Regions from separate parts of the Mus musculus genome. Here region 1 is linked to region 2. Evidence: chromatin loops called from intact Hi-C (ENCODE). Cell type or tissue: left cerebral cortex. All regions are shown on one strand. Links, peaks and the distances in the headings refer to the core of each region. The heading gives the core; the rest is flanking DNA.

Region 1 (8,339 bases), core at 331-8,330, 230 kb before region 2:
TAGTAAAGGGAGGCTCTGTGCAAAGACAGTGGCCCTGAACCTGAAAGGCCATATAGCATGAAATACCCCTAGAAGGAACCAGAAACATGTCCCCAAAGTGATGCTTGCCCAGACTGCGTCGATTTCTGCCAAGTTGGGCATCAAAAGGCAACTCAGCCAAGGGGTAGGGCCAGTCTTTCGGTTCTTAAAGCTTCGGTGTAGATGTGAGATGTGTGCAGACAGTGAATGACCATCGTAAGCCTCTCAAAAACTGTGCGATGATGTATCTCAAACCTAAACAAAGTAAGGTCTGTCACTGGGGAAATGGCGCTCCAAATTGAAGAGTATTAATCACCAAAACACCTGTGCGTAAAACTTGTCCCACCCTGGCAACCAAATAAACAAAGCGGAGGATATGGCACACAGGTTGGTGGGAATGTTGGCATTCTTTGCTGGCATTCTTGGGCAGTATGGGCTCACTGCACCCCCAGCCTGCTCTCTGGCTTGACAAAGCACCAGTGCAGTCTTCAGTTCGGCCAGCAACAATTGGCTTCAAGAATCTCCTCCTATAATGGCAGAAAACATGGATGTCCCTGAATGTGCTGGGGACAGCTCTGAATATTTTGCATACATTAACAGAGTAGTCCTCACAGCAGCCAAATAAAATCCTCTGTGTGGCTGAGACTCACTTGATACTCACAGGCCTAATTTTGCCTACCAGGCCCACAGGAAAACTACATTTCCCAACCTCCTCTGAAGTTAGATTGAGGATACGTGCCTCACTCTGACCAATGAAACAGGATACATACCACTTTCAACTTGTCTCTGAAGTCTTATGTAAACATCAAAGCCCGGGCCCTCTGCCTGTTGGCTACATATATAGAAAGAATCCAGAGAAGGCTCCCAGGATATTAAGAGATGGGTCCCACCAGGAAGTTTTAGGTTGGGCCATTGTCTTAGTTAGGGTTTCCATTGCTGTGAAGAGACATCATGACCATAGCATCTCTTAATAAGGAAAGCATTTCATTAGGGCTGGCTTAAAGTTTCTGAGGTTTAGTTTCTGCCAGAAACTATCCAGGAGAGACAGCATTGTATTTTCTATAGGCTATACAGATTTTAAAGATATCTTTTAATTTATGTGCATATGTGTAGCCCTGAGTGAATTATGCCATATGTGTGTATGCTCTCAGAGGCCAAAAGAGGTGGTTGGAACCCCTGGAGCTAGATTCGCAAGTGATACTGAACTGCCCAGTGAGGGTGGTGGGAACTGAACTCAGGACCTCTGAAAGAGTAGCAAGGGCTCTTAACTGCTGAGCCGTCTCCCCAGGTCGGCTTTTGCAAATTTTTTGTTGATTTGTTTTTGTGGTTTTATGATTGAGAATATGGAGCATAATTGATAAAAAAAAAAACAAGCAGGATTGGTGATTATAATAAACCTCTAACTTACCCCTTAGAGATATGACCTCATTGAAGGCATGCGCATTTCTGTAAGATACACTGTACAAATTCCTAGTGTGCATTTAATAGCATCCTCATCTACTGAGTGGGCCAGGCAAAATGAGAGAAATGTGTTTTTAAACTCTCTGTTCTTTTGTTCCTCTTATGTGGAACCTCATCACCATGAGTGAAGATGTAGAGAAACCAACAAACAATAGCATTCCCTGGGTAGAAAGATTTACTGGGGATCAAACTGCTAAGGCTATCTCCTGGAGGTGGGGTGGGGCAAAAATGGCTAAAAAGCTAGCAGGTTTTCTATGACAGTTATCAGGGTGGGTATCTGAGCTGATATAGGCTGTCCCAGGTGCCCTTGCTAGAGACTGACCTTTGGGAGAAGGTTAATGAAGATTCCTGGAGGATTAAGCATGGCTCCTGGGAAAGAAGAATCCCCCTTAGAAGATTCACTTTTCTGCTAAACACAACTGCCTTTAGGCTTGTTTATCCAATCGCAATCCTTCTGTTTAACAGGCCAAAGGCCTTTTGTTTAGGACAAAGTCACCAGGACTGCTAATGTGTGTGTGTGTGTGTGTGTGTGTGTTTGCATATGCACCAGTGTGAACTCTTCAAGTCTAACAATCATGACCTTTCAACTAAGCTTTGCAGCTCCCCTGACCCTTCCTCCCTCCCCTGACTTAGTCTTTCTCTACCCCCTTCCTGGGCCTCTTACTGATTTCCTTCACAGGCAGAGCTCAGGGTGTTTCTTGGTAGGATGAAGCCTGAAGGACACACAGGCCTTTAAAAGCTATTAGCTCTCTCTATCTCAGCTTTGCTTCTTTGGCAATCCCCCCACCCACCTTCCATGGAGTTAGAGAGACTCAGTCATTGTTCCCTGAAAGCCTTGTGGAGTTTGCCACCTGAGAACTTATCACATCTCCCTACCTTCTGCAGTTCCTCTCTCAGCCTCCTCCTTCTCGGGTAACTGCCTTGGTCCTTAACCCTGAAGCTCAGCCTCACCTTGACCCTTGGTGTCTTAGTTACTGCTCTATTGTTGTCAAGAGACACCATGACCAAGACAGCTCTTATAACAACAAAGCATTTAACTGGGGGCTTGCTTACAGTCTCAGAGGCTGAGTCCTTTATCATCATGGCAGAGAGCATGGTGCTGGAGAAGCAGAAGAGAGTTCTACATCCTGATCCACAGCAGCACATAGAGGGAACTGGACCAGGCAGGAGGTCTTGAAACCTCAAAGCCCATCTTTGGAGGAAGTGATGCACTTCCATTTTTTATTATTATTAAAAATTTTTATTAGTTATTTTGTTTATTTACTTTTCAAATGTTTTCTCCTTTCCCACCCCCATCCCACCCTCCACCCACCTGCCTCCATGAGGGTGCTCCCCTCCCTACCCACCCCTCCTGCCCCAATTCCCCTAGCATTCATAGGACCAAGGGCCTCCCCTCCCTTTCATGCCAGAGGGTATAGCCAACAGAAAACCCCAGATGCCAGGAAAGCAAGATAGGGGACTAATATCCAATATATACAAAGAGCTCAAGAAGCTGAACTCCAGAAATTAAAAAATGGGCTACAGAGCTAAACAAAGAATTCTCAACTGAGGAATACTGAAGGGCTCAGAAGCACTTAAAAAATGTTCAACATCCTTAATCATCAGGGAAATGCAAATCAAAACAACCCTGAGGTTCCACCTCGCACCAGTCAGAATGGCTAGGATCAAAAATTCAGTTGACAGCAGATGCTGGTGAGGATGTGGAGAAAGAGGAACACTCCTCCATTGCTGGTAGGATTGCAAGCTGGTACAACCACTCTGGAAATCAATCTGGTGGTTCCTCAGAAAACTGGACAGAGTACTACCGGTAGATCCAGCAATACCTCTCCTGCGCATATACCCAGAAGATGTTCCAACTGGTAATAAGGACACATGCTCCACTATGTTCATAACAGCCCTATTTATAATAGCCAGAAGCTGAAAAGAACCCAGATGTCCCTCAACAGAGGAATGGATACAGAAAATGTGGTACATTTACACAGTGGAGAACTACTCAGCTATTAAAAACAATGAATTTATGAAATTCTTGGGCAAATGGATGTATCTGGAGGATATCATCCTGAGTGAGGTAACCCAATCACAAAAGAAGTCACTTGATAAGCACTCACTGATAAGTGGATATTAGCCCAGAAACCTAGAATACCCAAGATACAACTTCCAAACCACAAGAAAATCAAGAAGGAAGACCAACTTGTGGATAGTTCATCCCTCCCTAGAATAGGGAATAAATTATCCATGGAAGGAGTTGCAGAGACAAAGTTTGGAGCTAAGACGAAAGGATGGACCATCCAGAGACTGCACCACCCGGGGGTCCATCCCATAATAAGTCACCAAACGCACTATTGCATATGCCAGCAAGATTTTGCTGAAAGGACCCTGATATAGCTGTCTCCTGTGAGGCTTTGCCAGTGCCTGGCAAATACAGAAGTGGATGCTCACAATCATCTATAGGATGGAACACAGGGCCCCCAATGTTGGAGCTAGAAAAAGTACCCAAGAGTTGAAGGGGTCTGCAACCCTATAGATGGAACAACAATATGAACTAGTCAGTACCCCCAGAGCTCGTGTCTCTAGCTGCATATGTAGTAGAAGATGGCCTAGTCGGCCATCATTGGGAAGAGAGGCACCTTGGTCTTGGAAACTTTATATGCCCCAGTTCAGGGGAAACACCAGGAGCAAGAAGTGGGACTGGGTGGGTAGGGGAGCGGGGGAGGGGGATAGAGGGGACTTTTGGGATAGTATTTGAAATGTAAATGAAGATATCTAATAAAAATAAAAAATAATTAAAAAAGAAAGAAAGGTAAAATGAAAACATATCTAATTCTGGTTTTTAAAAAACTATCTGCAGGGTCCTGGGAGCCTCTTGCTTTCCTATGCAGGCCATTCTTACTCAAACCACCACACAAGAAGCATTTTATAGCTCCACCCTCCCTCGCCCCCACTGTACTGGAGCCTTCTCTCCTTGATCTGTAACTCTGGAAGCCTCTTTTGTGCACTAAAGAGATGATCTCTCTACGTTTTTTTTTTTTTTTTTTTTTTTTTTTTTACTTCTAATTCTGTCTGGCCAGTGAATTCCTTGAGAAATGAGATTTGTATGGGAGGGTCCAGAAAAGAATCTGCCAAGATGATGGCTCTATTTGAGGAATGGGTTTTATTTTGAAGAAGAGAAAAAAAAGGATCCAGAGGCATCTGTAGGAGTCCAGAACAGAGAGAAAAGAGAGCTGGCTGAGCAGAGCCAGGGCTAGGGAAGCAGGGGGTGGGAGAGAGCCGTGGGAACCGCAAGAGCTAGAGTATAGCAGGAGCAGGCGATGCGGAAGTGGGAGCAGAGGGTTGTGGGATAGCGCCAGACAACTCAGGAGGACGAAGCTTGCGGATTATAAGTGACTGCGGGTGTGTGTGGGGGGGGGGGGCGTTGAACCTAACAAAAGTGATTTACCAAACTCCTTGAGAGAATTACCTATCCACGCTGTGTCCGAGACTCTCTTTAATATTCCTCCTTGAACCCCTTCTTCCACAGTTGCTCCTCAACGCTCTACTAAAACCATTTCTTTCCAATGATATCCCACTCTTCTGGTGACTGGGCCAAAACTCTGACAGCATCCTTGATCTCTCCTTTCTGTTCTTGCTCCGCATCCAAACAACTAGCAACTCCTCTTTATTTTTTCTAAGTCCCGAGTCCAACTATTTCCTCTCCTGCCTATCATTATCACCATGAGTGGTTTTGTCCTGAGCTTTAGCAATTCACTCTTAGCTCCTTGCCTCCATCATCCCTTACCTTCCCCAGTCAGCTTTCACCCAGAAGTCTCGTCATGTTAGATTATATGTCGGATCACATTACATCTCTCAGCCAGCGCTTCAAGTGGAGAGTTCTGCGTCTAACTGTGATGGAGCTCCGGGAATTGGATTTACTCCTTCATCATGAGCAAGTGAGGAAAAAAAAACTGTACTAAGAAAGTAGTTTTCAAATATTGGAAAGTTGGAAGTTTGTAACTATGCTCCTTGCCATGACAAACGAATGAAGTGAGCTGTGATTTTGCCAGCTTATTGGCAAGAGATTACTTCCAAGTTGCAGAATGGGGGAGAGGTCAGAATTCTCTGTGAATTGAGCAGACAAGAGAGCTGAGTGGCCACTGTGTCTATGTTTATAATTCTTCTTGCCTGAGAAGTGAGGTCTGGGCAGCAGAGTTCCAGAGACCTGCAAAAGGCTTCCCTGGAGCCAGGGCAAAACATGTAACTTTAGGAAAGGAAACCTCAAACACCAGAAGTCTGAAGAGCCCCAGAATCAACACACGTGAGTAAGTCAGTGAAGAGACCATGGGGTGCATAAAGCACAAGGTAGACATGCCACAGCAATGTTGATCTTCAGTGGAACTAAAGATACCTTAGACTCTCAAGGAGCTCAAAGGAAAAGTAGAAAACATGATTGGTAAAAAGGAAAATAAAAGGAAACCAGACCCAGAGATGGCAAAGATTACCTTCGAGGATATTAAAGCAGGGCTGTGAAAATATTTCACTTATTTCATAGGCAAGAAAAAAGGGGATTTGAGAAAAGAACCAAATGTGCCCTGTGGTGTGCTATAACCTGAAGGAACCCCGAGGGTGTGGTGGTACGTGTGATAGAGCAGGCACACAAGGACTTGCACCACAAGACTTTATTTGTAAGGGGATCTAAACTAGTCAAGCCCAGTAAAGGCAGAGAGCCTGGCTGCCCAGACAAGGGAAGGACAGAGTGTTGCTATCTGATGGACAGTGTTCCCAGCATGCAAGATGAGAACATTCTAGAAACCTGCTGGCCAATAGTGTGTATGTGGTGAGCAGTACTGCAATGCACATTTAAAAGTTTATTCCAGGTGTGTTTGGTTTGGAGCTGAGGTCTCACAATGTTGCCCAAGGTGCCTCGTGGTCCAAATGCTTCTCTGCCTCAAGCCCCGGGGCTGCTCAGACGCCAGTCACCCGACACACCATGGATTTGGATCTGACAATAAGAGTCAACACTCGAATGGGACCTCTGAGAGGTGTCTCATGCAATTTATAAAAAGGAAACTACCTTTAAAGGATTAACTGCAGGTAAACCTGCAGGCATTTGTGACTTGTTTTAGAAAGGAAAATATTTTCTTTAGTAATTGAATAATTGACAGTCTGACACCATATGGAGGACTGAGAGAATACTTCATTAAAAGAAATAATGAGTGTATCCAGATAATAATTGAACACATACAAAGATACTCAAAAGTATTATTCACTAGGTTAGAGAGACACAAATTTATATCATGATGAGATTCCATTACAGCACTGGTTCTCAGCCTTCCTCGTGATGTGACCCTTTAATATATATTGCCTCATGTTGTGGTGACCCCCAATTATATAACTATCTCACTGTTACTTCATAAGTGTAATGTTGCTATTGTTATGAATTGTAATGTAAATACCTGATATGCAGGACATCTGAAACTCTACCCACAAAGGTGTCATGACCCACAGGCTGAGAATCTCTGCTCTACAGCCTCATGAGAACGTCCAACTTCGAAGACTGAAATTGCCAGGCTTTGGTAAGGCAGTGGAGACACTGGAGCCCCATGTATTGCTAACAAATGCAATAACTTTAGAACAGCTTGACAGTTTCCAGTAGAGTTTGTGAAATTGAATGTATTCTACTCACTAAATGCCCCAAATTTAAAGAAACAAAACAAGCAAAAAGCAGAAAAGACAGATATCTACCCAAAGACTCATGCGTCGATATTCATAGCAGTGACACCCGGAATAACCACCAGACAGATGCCAGTTTACCAAATGTATGCCAATTTACCAAAACTTGTCAAACTGAACTTTAAAGGATTGGATTCATTATAAGAAAACTTTACCTCAATAAAGTTTTTAAACAGGGAATTGCTTAAAGAAAATAATAACTGTATCTTGAGGCTTATGACAGACCTATAAATAAAGAGTGTTTATTTAACATAACAATAGAAAGAATGTCAGGAGGGGGGATGAAAGCACACTGCCTAAAGGTTACCTTTTAAATGGCAAACATATAATATTGGAAAGTAAACTATGGTGAGATAAAGGCATGTGCTATAAGTAAAACTTAGCTAAACCATCAGAATATAAGGCAAAGGGCTGGAGATCCAGCTCAGGTTATAGAATACTTGCAAGCCCTGGGCTCATCCTCCAACATCACATACAGGCTATAGTAGTACACACCTTTGACTGTACCACTCAAGCAATGAAGGACGCTGTTAGAAATTCAAGGGTATGGGATAGCATTGGAAATGTAAATGAAATAAATACCCAATTTAAAAAAAAAAGAAATTCAAGGGTATTCTTGGCTATCTTAGTGAGTTAGGCTATATGATATCAGATAGGCTATTTGAAATCCTGTCTCAAAAACTTTTTAAAATAAAAACACATAGCTAAAAACTATCAGGAATAACAAAATAATAAAAGTTCCGTATACTTAAGAGAACATATAGGACCAATAAAAGACAAACTAAAAGTCCATAGATTCAAACCCATTCAAAGTTTACATTATATATAAATGCTCAAAACAAATTATTCTAAATCCAGTAGTTTGTCAGACAATGTAAAACAAGGGAGACTCCAGTGGATGTCCATAAGAAGTTCACATGTAGGTTCAATATAAAATTATTACATTGTGCAAACTAGTCATCGAATTAAAGCTATAAGAGTAGCTATAGTAATAGGCAAAGTAGATTTACCACAAACAAAATCTCGGAGTCAAAGGGAATGTTTCATAATAATAAAGGAGTCACTTTCTTCATAAGGCCTTAACAACCCCAGTGTGTACATGCCCGACAGCGCTTCAAGACATGTAAAAACAGAAATGAAGAGACAAATCCATG
Region 2 (8,339 bases), core at 132-8,131:
AACCTTGCTCTATTAAAAAAACTCAAGAGTGTATTACTATGCTACATAGCATCACAATAGTCAAGCTATGAAGTCAACCTAGATGTTTGTCCTCAGAGGAATAGACAAACAAAGCATGCTATACATACGCAATGGAGTACAATTTGGTTATAAAGGAGAATATAGTCATGCCTTTTGCAGGAAAGGCAAGCACATAAAGACATAAAGGATTGTGCACTCCTCTTATTTGTAGAATCTTAAAAACAAAAAGTCTGAAAGCGGAAGAGTGACCAATAGAAAAGAAACGGGGGGGGGGTGATGTAATCAGGGGGAGGGCATGAAGGGATTTGGATTCTCACAAAGCGGGATCAATACATTTATGCAAATGATGGAGAAGAAACTTACTTTGTACAATTAATAACACTAAACAATTTAAATTTTCAAGCATGTAATATTGAGAGACCTTCAGAAATTATTATGGTTACTTAAAAAAAAAAAGAAATAGTCTCCCACTATATACAGGGGAACGCCAGGGCCAAAAAGATGGGAATGGGTGGGTAGGGAAGTGGGGCGGGGGAGGGTATGGGGGACTTTTGGGATAGCATTGGAAATGTAATTGAGGAAAATATGTAATAAAAATATTTTAAAAAAGAATATAACAGGTGAATCATAAAAGGAAACCACAATTAACTATAGCATTGTATTGTGGATAAAAAAAAAGAAATAAAATGTGTTGACGTGTTGGGGGAGATTCTGCACTGAGCAAAAGTTCTCTAGGGAAGTGTCCTTTTTTTCTCAAATGGGTCTTTAAAGTTTAACTACAAGGGCTGGCAAGATGGTGCAGTGGGGAAAGGTCCTAGCTAGCATTCTGAAGCCCTGAGTTTACTCCTCAGGACCTGTGTGGTAGAAAGAGAGAAGCTACTTTTGCAAGTTTTCCTCTGAACTTCACAAGCATGCTGTGGCACATGAGCACCCCCAATGCACAACATACATGTGTAGGCACACACAAAATAAATGAATAGAATATGGTTTTTTAAAAATTAATTAAAATACAGGTAGATATCCCTCACCAAAGAAGCTGAAGTGTGAGATCACCCAAAATGTGAAAGTTGTTGAGTATAAACAACACCCCCCCACACACCCGCTATAAACAAGGGGATGGGAGACTTAGCAGAAGGTGACACCACACCCCTGCCTTCTCTCTCTCTCTCTTCCAAAGCATTTCATGAAGCCTAACTGCCAACAGGTGACAAATGGACTGTCCTTGTGTGCACTGCTCCCAGCAAGCCTTGTTGTGTCTCCTCTCACTCTTTGCACATGCCATGTTTCTTCTGCTGGGTTGACAGTTTCTGAATGCAAGCATTGTTGACTCCCTGTGGCAAGGTCATACTATGGAGACAGTGTTGGGAAAGATTCAGTGGCTAAAGTCAAAATGGAAAGGAAACTAAGTGTGGTGGTGTATGTCTGTAATTCCAGCACTTGGGAGGATCCCTGTAAGTTTGATGCCACCCTGATCTACAGAATGAATTTTAGATCAGTTAGGGACACATAACAAGACTCCACCTCAAAGCCCCATCAAAAACTGAAGGCTAAAATCTCTGTGGCTAAATTACTTTTGGAAATCTCTAAGAAAGGGACAATGTGGAGACCATCGCTCACTTAATTCAACATGAATTTCCTCTAATGGCAGAATAGATCTATCAGTAGGTCATTCATTTGTATAAAGGTTTATATTCTATCCTTTTTAGCTGGCCACCAGTCGGCCTATGATTACATCTATATTATAAACATTAGATTCTCATTTAGTGTGCTTCTCAGCTATGAGAATATGATACTGAATGAGGGGGGAAAAACATGTATATCTCTTGTGGCATACTTACTAAGTCAGAGCCCTAACATGAAAAGGAATCCAGCCTAGGAATTTGAAAGAGAGGTGATTTAATACAGAGAATGAGTTAAACATTTATTGGAAGGCCAGAGGAGTACAAAATACAGGGTTAGGCAAGCCCAGGGAATCGTTTAGCAACCTGGATCTCTACTTGTTGTGGGCCATGCATACGTTCTATCTTCAAGAAATGTGCTGAAGGGGCCTTATCTGGCATCAATGGGAAACAAGGCCCTTGGTCCTGTGAAGGCTTGATGCCCCAGTGTAGGGGAAAGCTAGGGCTGTGAGGCAGGAGTGGGTAGGTGTGTGGGAGAGCACACTCATAGGAGCAGGGTAAAGGGAGATGGGATAGGGGGTTTGCAGAGGGGAAACTGGGAAAGCTTAAAAAGTGAATTAATAAAATATCCAATTAAAAGTCAACAAATAAAATGCAGCAACCCTATTTTTAAAAAGAAAGAAATGTGCTGAGCAGCCTGTCTTTTTTTACCTGCGTGTGCTATGTGCATATACCACAGCACAGTGGACTCACATCTCTCAGAACAATGGGATAAATCTCTCCTCTGCTAACAAGTACCTGGAGTGGATGGTTTCTATTCAGTTACATTGCCAATGTGTGCAGGTTGAAAGGCTGATTGGGCTTGAACTGGTTTGGGGCACATGGGTAGTTAAGGCAAAACTGTCCTCAAATAAACTTTAAGGATAAAACCCTGTTTCCCATCTCTTGCTTATGCATCGTTGAAGGTTCCTGTGATTAAAATCATGAGAAATTATATGTGCAGTAGAAAATAATTATGTGACTTTAGGAGAACAGAGAGCCACCCTCACTCTACTCCTTAGTAGCCTCAACTGTCTTACTCTTGAACTCCATAAAATTCTTGAAGGCTCAAAACAATAATCAGGGCTTTTGACTGTTTTCGCTCATGTGGCCTGCTGTTGCCTTGCAGGACATTCAGGCCTTCTTTGTTGCTGTGATTTTACATAATCTCTTTGCCACTTTGCAAATCTGTGTGGTCTTTGGTTTCAGTTCCAAGAACCTGGCAAGATCAGATTCAAATCCACCATCAGTAACAGAACTGCTCAGGTAGCCTTGAGAAGATACTGAAGCTGGAGGACTGAAGGAGAAGACCTGATATTCCTAAAGTCAGACACTTGGGGTAGTAGTGGGGTTCTCACAGTTAATGTCCAGATCACTAAGGTCCTTGGTAAGATGGTTCAGAGTCTCTGTGGAGCACATCACATGCTTGCCAGTGGATCTAAGAAGAAGGGTTACGTTACAGAAAGGTGGAGAAATGCCGAGTTAAGTCTCAGTCCTGTCTGAGTCCAATGGGAAGGAAGCTGAGAAGAGCTGGAAGAGACAGAGAGCACCTTCTGCCTCTTACCCTTCAAGTTGATATAATCCAGCCAGAAGCTCCCCACAATGAAGTCTGGGGAACAGAGTTTGCAGACCCCTGATCCCAGAGTTGGGTTCGATCATTCTGAGGCACAAGGTCACTGAGTCAAATGGACAGATGGAGTTTCTGACTCATCTACTGCTGTACTGACAGCCACAGACCAGGCAATTTGCACGTTGAAGAAACTTCTTACAGTTCTAGAGGCAGAGAAGGCAAAGATCTTGGCATTGATGTTTGACGCGCCTTCAGGTGAGAGACTGTAATGTGGTAGAGAACATCAAATGGAAAGAGAACACACACAAAAAGAACTTGCTCTGTAACAAAGCCAATCTTCAAGAACTAATCCACCCCAAATAATGGCTTTAATGCATCCAGGACAATACAGTCCTCATGAGAGAATCACCTCTAACAGTGTGACAATGGCAACTCAGTTCCAACACCCATCTGGAAGGCCAAGCCACAGTACCACCCGATTTAGATTAGTTTCCTTTCACACTCTTCTGCCACAGTTAGATTCTAGTAAGTTTACTGTGTGCATGCTATAAACTCACCTCTTCTTGTCTGTCAATTTTATTGCTCATTTTCCTAAGGCCCTGCTTGTAGCATGCAGCTAATGAAGATGTTGAATGATAGACGTGTCTTTTGATACTGGTGGGATGTCCTCTGATTATTAGCCCTCTTAATGGCTCCTAAGAAGAAAGTTAGAGAAAATGTAGAGGAATCTCGAGTAAACTTTGCTGTAGCTGATCCTGCAAATGCACCAGTTGAGCGGTTTTAGGGATGTCTATCCCTGGCTGTGTCTCCTAACGTACTATCTGAATGTACTATTGGAAACTGTTATTGTAGCTAGAGCTATGCTAGCATAGCTTAAGAGTGACATCCAGTGGTCTGTTGAGGTGAGCCAGCATAGAGAACGGTTTAGCAACCTCAGACTCTACTTTGTTTGGGTTATAGACAAACCCTTTTACATCCTATCTTTATTCTAATAATGCAGCTGAGAGTCTAGCTTCTTTGCCTGCACATACCATGCGCCAATACTCCTCCTTGATCCATGCACCTAGTGACCTTGGGTCCTCACCTGTACATTCTACTTCGAACAAGGGAATTAATTTTTCCCTACCCTAGTACCCTGGATAGATTCTACTTAAACATATTCCCAGTTATGTCCCAGTACAAAAATCTGGAGTGAAATCCAGTCTAAATTGGCTTGTGGTATATATACAACAAGGCAAAATTGCCCTAACATGAGTTTTATTTATTTATTTATTTATTTAGGCAGAATCTCCTATGCCTCTGAAGAATTGGGTGCAGATATGATTAAAATCAGATGCATCATGGGTAGGGACGTGTATAGCAGAAAAAAAGACTTTATGCCTAACCTGTCAATAAAAACAGAGAACCACCTTCTCCATGTCCCTTATCACCCAAGTTCCTCCTCCCATTTGTGAAGTCCTTAAAATGAAACTCCAAATAATAACTGGAGTTCCTGAGTGTCTTCATTCTCATGACCCATTGCCCTCTTGCAGGATATTCAGACCTATTCTAGAGCTTTGCTTTGAATAAAGTTTTCTAGATACACTTGCCATGTGTGTGGGCTTTTTATTTGAACTCCTTGAATAAGAAGCCCCAAACTTCAAAACACCTGACCCTGACCACAACCCCAGCAACAAATCATAACTTAGTCACATCTGTAATACATATAGAAATCTAATCCCTTCCCAATTGTTAACGTAAATAGAGAGGAACATAATATAGGAGAGCCCGAACATTAAATCATTAGGCTTACTTTAGGAAATTATCAAAGCCATGTTGCCTGGTTGTGGGTGATCTCGTATTTCAGTTCATGGGTCTGTTTTTCTCTTTTAAACAAAAGCCTTTCCTCGTTCTGGTGATGAGCTAGTGGGCACAGAGGGAAAGTGGAGGGGAAGTATACTCACCACCATGCCCCCCAGTGCAGATGCAGAAGGGAAGTGAGATCCACAGGGCTAGTCTAGGAGAAGTAGACAGCCCTAGACCTGGTTCTCATCACCAGAAGTTCAATTATTTATGGCTCAAGAGAGTGTGGAAAATCTGCCTAGACACAGGTTTGAAATAATATATGAGTGCTCACCTGAGATGAGAGCCCATCTGTGTAGGGGTCCATGTAGAGTTGAGTGAGTCTTTGTGTATGGTCCCCAGAGAGGCAGCTAGCTAGCTACTCTACAAAGATTCCCAGACAGCAGCTAAGGCCAGGGAGCGTGAGTGCAGAGGAATATCAGCCTCGTGATGGTCCTGCATTCAACAATATGCTTCAGAATGCTCACGGTGGTTATCCCAGGTAGACTGGGGAGTCGGGTCCATTCTATTATAGACACAGTCTCAAAAGAAAATAATTAAATAGTTAATTTCATGTGGGCTTCAAATCGCCTCATTCCCTTCTCTCAACTACAAGAATCAAACCAATAATTCTCGAATGACTCATACTTATGTCTACAGGGATATCTTTGTAACTGAAAAAAACACTAATTCAGAATTCTGTGATTTGAATATTTTGCTGGCATGAAGGAATGCCCAGCAATGGGAAAGCCCCTTCCCCATTTAATAATGTTTTCCAGAAGCAAGTCAGCAAAAGTGCATTTATTCATAAATACAGAGCAATGCCTGCAAAGGAAAGCTGGAGGTGGCTACAGTTGGAATTGTTGAGACATCTCTTTGACTCATCTCCATCAGGGGGCAGATGATAATAGTGTGGTTAAGGTTGGCCCCATTGTCAAGATGTGGTAAGAGACTTGTTCCTGCTTCCTTCTATATAAGCAAATCACACAAGGCAGTGGGAGTTGATCTTCTATGACGTCTGCAACAAAACAATTTCCACAAAGTCTGCTTGCCTGGTATATCAAAGTGATAGGTGGGATTAGGCTCCCCTGTGGAAATTTCCATGTATGTTTTAGAACATGTGGAGATTGCAAAGAAGAGCTATAAAATCCATACATGCTTACAGTGTTAAAATGCTCTTGTCAATGAGGATGTGGAATGGGGGTGGTGAATCACATTCTAGCAGGGTATTAGCTTATTTCTCAGCATAACGGGAGCTTTCAGAAATCAAAGGAATAATTTTCAATGTTCAAACTCTCTTTTTTTGTATGTTTGTTTGTTTTTGAGACAGGGTCTCTTTAAATAACAGCCATGATTGTCCTGGAACTTGTTTTGTAGACCAGGCTGACTTTGAATTCAGAGAGCCCATTGCCTCTGCCTCCCAAATGCTGGGATTAAAGGTGTGCCCAGGTTTTAAATTCGCTGAACAGGATGATGTATGCAATAGAAAGATAAGTGTCATGACATGCAACTTTCTATCTTGTTTTTATTAATATGACTTAGCAATCACTGCCTGACCAAGATGGGGTAAGGTAGATATTGAAGCTCAAGTGGAAAGTTATTCAATCGCATTTTGTCTTGAGTTGTTTTCCCCAAACATGCCCTTATTTCTAAGACATATTTTAATAGGAAACAGATTACATCTCTGTCTAATCTGTCTGTGCAAGAATTCCCACTTCAATCGGATAGGGGACTAATATCCAACATATATAAAGAACTCAAGAAGGTGGACTTCAGAAAATCAAATAACCCCATTAAAAAATGGGGCTCAGAATTGAACAAAGAATTCTCACCTGAGGAATACCGAATGGCAGAGAAGCACCTGAAAAAATGTTCAACATCCTTAATCATCAGGGAAATGCAAATCAAAACAACCCTGAGATTCCACCTCACACCAGTCAGAATGGCTAAGATCAAAAATTCAGGTGACAGCAGATGCTGGCGAGGATGTGGAGAAAGAGGAACACTCCTCCATTGTTGGTGGGATTGCAGGCTTGTACAACCACTCTGGAAATCAGTCTGGCGGTTCCTCAGAAAATTGGACATAGTACTACCGGAGGATCCAGCAATACCTCTCCTGGGCATATATCCAGAAGATGTCCCAACCGGTAAGAAGGACACATGCTCCACTATGTTCATAGCAGCCTTATTTATAATAGCCAGAAGCTGGAAAGAACCCAGATGCCCCTCAACAGAGGAATGGATACAGAAAATGTGGTACATTTACACAATGGAGTACTACTCAGCTATTAAAAAGAATGAATTTATGAAATTCCTAGGCAAATGGATGGACCTGGAGGGCATCATCCTGAGTGAGTTAACACATTCACACAAAGGAACTCACACAATATGTACTCACTGATAAGGGGATATTAGCCCAAAACCTAGGATACCCAAGATATAAGATACAATTTGCTAAACACATGAAACTCAAGAATTAAGACTGAAGTGTGGACACTATGCCCCTCCTTAGAATTGGGAACAAAACACCCATGGAAGGAGTTACAGAGACAAAGTTTGGAGCTGAGACGAAAGGATGGACCATCTAGAGACTGCCATATCCAGGGACCCACCCCATAATCAGCTTCCAAATGCTGACACCATTGCATACACTAGCAAGATTTTATCGAAAGGACCCAGATGTAGCTATCTCTTGTGAGACTATGCCGGGGCCTAGCAAACACAGAAGTGGATGCTCACAGTCAGCTATTGGATGGATCACAGGGCTCCCAATGGAGGAGCTAGAGAAAGTACCCAAGGAGCTAAAGGGATCTGCAACCCTATAGGTGGAACAACATTATGAACTAACCAGTACCCCGGAGCTCTTGACTCTAGCTGCATATGTATCAAAAGATGACCTAGTCGGCCATCACTGGAAAGAGAGGCCCATTGGACACGCAAAATGTATATGCCCCAGTACAGGGGAACGCCAGGGCCAAAAAAATGAGAATGGGTGGGTAGGGAAGGGGGGGAGGGTATGGGGGACTTTTGGGATAGCATTGGAAATGTAATTGAGGAAAATATGTAATAAAAAATATTTTTAAAAAATGAAAAAAAAAAAAGAATTTCCACTTCTCACTCTTTCTCTAGTTTACCATCCACAGGCAGCGGGCCTGTGTGTTTTGTTTACTAAACTTTGAGCATTCTTCTACCAAAACAGAGAGCACCAAAGAAGAAATAAACCCAGGGAATCCTCCAGCACTTGAAAGGTCTTCATGGCTTACTTACCA

What was found. Peaks named below come from ENCODE experiments on the same cell type or tissue, not always from the same donor. Only the 100,000 strongest peaks of a DNase experiment are listed, where the experiment ranks them.
Region 1: it touches region 2 in a loop (2.4-fold over the local background); 13 of 42 quality-filtered maps call a loop at or near these places.

Annotation. Positions count from the first base shown.
Region 1 is chr11:35,107,161-35,115,499 of GRCm38, reverse strand. No RefSeq gene overlaps it. Among named protein-coding and RNA genes, the nearest start is that of Slit3, 10 kb to the left of the region's middle. In left cerebral cortex, for the core only: no CTCF peak of the experiment used is centred there; a DNase peak (open chromatin) is centred at 4,762.
Region 2 is chr11:34,877,510-34,885,848 of GRCm38, reverse strand. No RefSeq gene overlaps it. Among named protein-coding and RNA genes, the nearest start is that of Gm25799, 17 kb to the left of the region's middle. In left cerebral cortex, for the core only: a CTCF peak has its summit at 4,136; DNase peaks (open chromatin) are centred at 4,138 and 5,999.